2 separate regions of the Homo sapiens genome follow, and region 1 is linked to region 2. Evidence: chromatin loops called from intact Hi-C (ENCODE). Cell type or tissue: upper lobe of right lung. All regions are shown on one strand. Region 1 overlaps FOXN3 (forkhead box N3). Region 2 overlaps FOXN3 (forkhead box N3).

Evidence for each region. Hi-C counts contacts between places; a loop is a spot of excess contacts. Peaks named below come from ENCODE experiments on the same cell type or tissue, not always from the same donor. Only the 100,000 strongest peaks of a DNase experiment are listed, where the experiment ranks them.
Region 1: a loop joins it to region 2, with 2.4 times the contacts of the local background. A loop is called at or near these places in 45 of 110 quality-filtered maps.

Annotation. Positions count from the first base shown.
Region 1 is chr14:89,291,613-89,294,112 of GRCh38, forward strand. The region is part of intron 3 of FOXN3 (forkhead box N3); the gene reads right to left. It also overlaps the pseudogene CAP2P1. Among named protein-coding and RNA genes, the nearest start is that of FOXN3-AS3, 57 kb to the right of the region's middle. RefSeq lists an enhancer at 2,233-2,500. In upper lobe of right lung, no CTCF peak of the experiment used is centred here; a DNase peak (open chromatin) is centred at 1,279.
Region 2 is chr14:89,403,856-89,406,355 of GRCh38, forward strand. The region is part of intron 2 of FOXN3 (forkhead box N3); the gene reads right to left. Among named protein-coding and RNA genes, the nearest start is that of FOXN3, 12 kb to the right of the region's middle. In upper lobe of right lung, no CTCF peak of the experiment used is centred here; no DNase peak of the experiment used is centred here.

The DNA.
Region 1 (2,500 bases), 110 kb before region 2:
GGTCCTGTCTTTGGCAATGCAAATCTGTGGCCGGCCACTCATGCTCTCTTCCTGTGGCCCTTATTGTGTTGTTTTAAATATACTGAAGTTTCATCACATTCCCCAAAGCCTGCCATTCAGTTGGGACTTCATTCCTTGAACGTGTTTGCGAACTGCGATTGACCTACGGCCGGATTTCTTAACCTCAGCATTACTGACATTCTGGATTGGATAATTCTTGTCCTGGGATGCTACACTGTGGATGGTAAGATGCTCAGCAGTCTTCCTGGCCTCCCACTAGACACCAGTGACACCCACCTCATCAGCTGTGACAACCAAAAATGTTTCCAGTTATTGCTGTGTGTCCACTGGGGAATAAAACTGCTCCCAAATGAGAACCCAGGAACACTGGCCCCAATCTCTCCACTCATCAAGTCCCAAACCTCCCGCTCCATCTTTCGGCAGGCACCGTCACCTCCTCTTTTCTAAACGAAGGACATGCCCTTCCTTCCACCTCCGTTCGCTGGCTCCATTATTTCTGCCTGCGCGTGCATCTTCTTACTTGCCAAAGTAACATCTCTATTACCCTTCTTTTCCTCTGGAATCTTTCCTCCCTCCACTACCCCTTGTCTCCACTTACCTCCCCCTTCCCAGGACTGATGATTTCTTATCTTAGCCATCGCCACACATAAACTGGTGTCCAAGTCCTCCTTTTGGCTCCCATTATTCTTTCCTGCACTCACAAATCCCAAGAGCTGGCACCGACAGCGCAGCTTCCACTCCCCCATGTCACCACCACAACCTCTTCCTGCCAGGGGTCACCTGGGTCCCCCAGTTCCCCAGGTGCTATGGTTTGCATGTGTCCCTCCAAAATTCAGGTGTTGCCAAGGTGATAGTGTTAAGAGGTAGGGCCTTTAAAAGGTGATTAGGCCAGGAGGGCTCCTTCCTCATGAACGGGATTAGATGACCATATAAAGGGGCTTAAAGGAGGGAGCCACCCCCCTTTTCTGCCTTCTGCCATGTGAAGACACAGTGCTCCTCTCCTCTGGAGGGTACAGCGTTCAAGGCCCCATTTTGCAAGCAGCCCTCACCAGACAATGAACCTACCACAGCCTTGATCTTGGACTTCCCAGCCTCCAGCATAGCGAGAGATCTATTGTTTGTAAATTACCCAGTTTGTGACAGCAGCACAAACAGACTAAGACGAGCGGTCACTGCCCTTGATGTCACTCCAGCCTCTCTCCCCTCTCCACCGCACGACCTCCCACATGCACTCACATGAGAAGCCTCTTTCTGGGTTACACAAACTTCCTGTTACTTTTGACAATACTCTTAAAAATCCTTTCCACCTTTAGCTACAAAACACCCTCCTGGCCTGGGTTCGGCTCCTCCCACTCTTCTTGCCGGACAGTCGGCTAGCTCTCTGTCCATGCTCGGCCCCACCATCAGAGCATTCCTAGAGTTCTAGCCCTCTCCTCTTTTCTTCTCATGCTCTTTTCCTAGGAGAGTTTGTGGAAAGGTTGGGTTTGCCACTTCCCCACTGCCAGCTGATTCTGTTTCCAGATGCTGGAGGGTATCTCCAGCGGGCTCTGCACAGAGCAGCTTTCAGCTGCCCCTAGCTCCCACATCCGCTCAAACCAGAAGGCAGCTTCCCCCCTCTGCCTTGCTTGCCAGTTCCCAGGGCACGCTCTCCATGCTGCCCAGGGTTTATCAGTGTCTATTCGTTTGCTGGGGCTGCCATAACCAAGTGCCACAGACTGGGGGGTTTAAGCAACAGAAATTCCTCCTCTCACAGTCCTGGAGGGCAGAAGTCCAAGATCAAGGGGTCACAGGGCTGGTTCCTTCAGCAGGCTGTGGGGGAGAATCTGTTCCTGGCCTCCCTCGCAGCTGCTGGTGTTTGCTGGTGTTCTCTGGCTTGCAAGAGCATTGCCCTGCCTTCATCTTTACACAGCATTCCCCCATGTGTACAGCTGGCTTCAAATTCCCACCTTTTCTAAGGACAACGTCATGTTGAGTCGAGGGTGCACCCCACTCCAGTGTGACCTCATCTTAACTAATGACATCCTGCAAGGACCTTATTGGAAATATGGGCACATTGGAAGTAAGGGCACATTCTGAGGAACTGGGAGTTAGGACATCAACATATGAATGGAGCGGCGGTTGGGGGTAGGGGGAGAGAAGCACAATTCACCCCAGACAGTGGCTATTTCCCTTCCACATGCAGTCTCTCCAGGCTATACCAAGACACCTGTGGCTGTCTTTTCCTGAATCCCTAATACCTACTGCTGTGCTTGGAACCTGGCTGCCACAAATGTCTGTTGAGGGAAGTAAAGTTTATCCTTTAATTCAGCATTCCGCAAAGAACAAAACAGAAGAAAACAACGGACCCAGCCTTTGGTAATCACCTGGCAAATGCTCTAGTTCAAAATTCTGGAGGCTCTGACACCTTCCTCAGCTACGTCCCTGCCTCCAGTCCCCATTGGGGCCCACCCGTTCTTCCCAAGGGCTCCTGCACTTTCCT
Region 2 (2,500 bases):
GAGTAGAAAGGTAGTGTATCCATGAAGGGCCAGAAAAGCAACGATGTGAGACAGAAAACAGAGAATACAAAGGGCATACAGCAGTGGAGTAAGAGCTTCTGCTAGAGAAGTTCCACTAGTGAGAGGGAGACTCTGAGGGGAGGGCTCGCTGGACCATGAGTGCCTTACAGGCAGTGGCCATGGTACATTCAATTCTGTATTCTTTTAGCACTTAGTAGGTACTTTAAAAAGTTTGTTGAATAAATGAATGAATGAGCAGACAAATGAAAGGTTTGCCAGAGCAAGACAACGGAAATGTGCCCCCACCCAAGACACCTACTGACTGGAAGAAGAAGGAACGAACAGTCTGGAAGGAACAAATCAGCAGGATGGGGCTGCGCACGGTGGCTCACGGCTGTAATCTCAGCACTTTGGGAGGCCGAGGCGGGCAGATCACAAGGTCAGGAGTTCGAGACCAGCCTGACCAACAAACACCCTGTCTCCACTAAAAATACAAAAATTAGCTGGGTGTGGTGGCACGCACCTGTAATCCCAGCTATTCAGGAGGATGAGGCAGGAGAATCGCTTGAACCTGGGAAGGCGGAGGTTGCAGTGAGCCGAGATTGCACCACTGCACTCCAGCCTGGGTGACAGAGCGAGACTCTGTCTCAAAAAAAAAAAAAAAAAAAAAAAAAATCGGCAGGATGGGTCAGGGAGCTGCGCTTTCTTGGGATCACAGGATGCTGGTATGAATGGCTTCCTATTCCAGGGCCTGTGACAAGGGAGTATTTTTATTTCTGGCCCCTCAGAGACCCTGGTAAACTCTCAACCTTCTGAGGTGACATAGCCTATAGCACAGACAGCAGAAAGCAGCCCGCCTGGCAGTAGGCACCGGTGAGAAGGAGGCCGTCTTCAGGGAGAGCCATTTCCGACGCTGGACAAGGCAGCCCCAGGTCGAGGATGAAGAGGATTGTCACTTCACCCAGAGACCACAGAGGAGTCTCACACACATTACAAAATTACATGTTCCACCCCACCCAACATTACACTAATTCTTAGGAATTTACACATCCGAACCAGACCACACTGTCTTCCAATGAGCATTATTTATCCAAAAAAATAATAATAATAAGTCATCTCTTCCTCCTAAAAGGTCCATCAATGAGACAGGTAGGTTGACTGGTGTCACGGTTAGGGGAAATGCTCTTGATTCTGCATTCACAACACCAAGAAGAGAAAACTAGAAGCAACTGCTCACGTGGGGTGCTGACACATAGAGGTGCAACCTCAGTTTCTTTTTTTGTTGTTGTTTTTCTTTTTGAGACAGAGTCTCACTCTGTCGCTCAGGCTGGAGTGTAGTGGCGTGATCTTCACTCACCGCAACCTCTGCCTCCCGGGTTCAAGCGATTCTCCTGCCTCAGCCTCCCAAGTAGCTGAGATTACAGGCGCCCGCCACCAGACCCGGCTACTTTTTGTATTTTTAGTAGAGACAGGGTTTCACCATGATGGCCAGGCTGGTCTTGAACTCCTGGCCTCAAATGATGCCCCCGTCTTGGCCTCCTAAAGTGTGGGATTACAGACGTGAGCCACCACACCTGGGTGCGACCTCATTTTCAAAACTGCCTTTGAAAAAGAATCTCATCTACCGAGAGCAAACGTGAAGAGAACAGCAAATTAGAGACAATTTGTATCAACAGTGTACACGCAGGGAGAAAAGCTTCCTCACTTGGCTCTGATGCCACTGAAGGGGTCCTATGAGGCAGGGGGCTCAGGATGGAGCCTGGAAACCGGAAGCTGAGCAGACAGTTGTGTGCTCTGTGCAGATGCAAGAACTTTACATGTGCTGACAATTGAGCCCCATCTCAACGGTACAAAAATATACTCTGTATTTGCCTTTCTCTATCCTGTGCCCCCAGAGTTAATTCTGGGTTTATTTGGGTTATTTCAATCCCCTATAACCCATATTCACAGGATATTTAAAGGAAGCACAGAGAGATCATCTACAATGTCTGCTATACTGAGAAGGCCTAGGCAAGCACCAGGGGTAAGCACATGCCCTTCAGAATTGGAGGGAATCGGGCCAAGCATGGTGGCTCACAATTGGGAGGATTACTTGAGGACAGGAGTTCAAGACCAGACTGGGCGACACAGCAAGACCCCACCTTTACTAAAAATATATTATTTCTGGAGACAGGATCTAGCTCTGTCACCAGGCGATCTTCCCAACTCAGCCTCCTGAGTAGCCGGGACTACAGGTGCGTGCCACAATGCCCAGCTAATTTTTTTATCTTTTGCAGAGATGCAGTTTCATCATGTTGCCTAGGCTGGTCTCAAACTCCTGGGCTCAAGTCATCTGCTTGCCTCGGCCTCCCAAAGTGCTGGAATTACAGGTATGAGCCACAGTGCGCAGCCCTACAAAAAAAAAAAATCTTGAAATTAGCTGGATGTGGTGGCATGCACCTGTATTCTCAGCTACTTGGGAGGCTGAGTCAGGAGGATCACTTGAGCCCAGGAGTTCAAG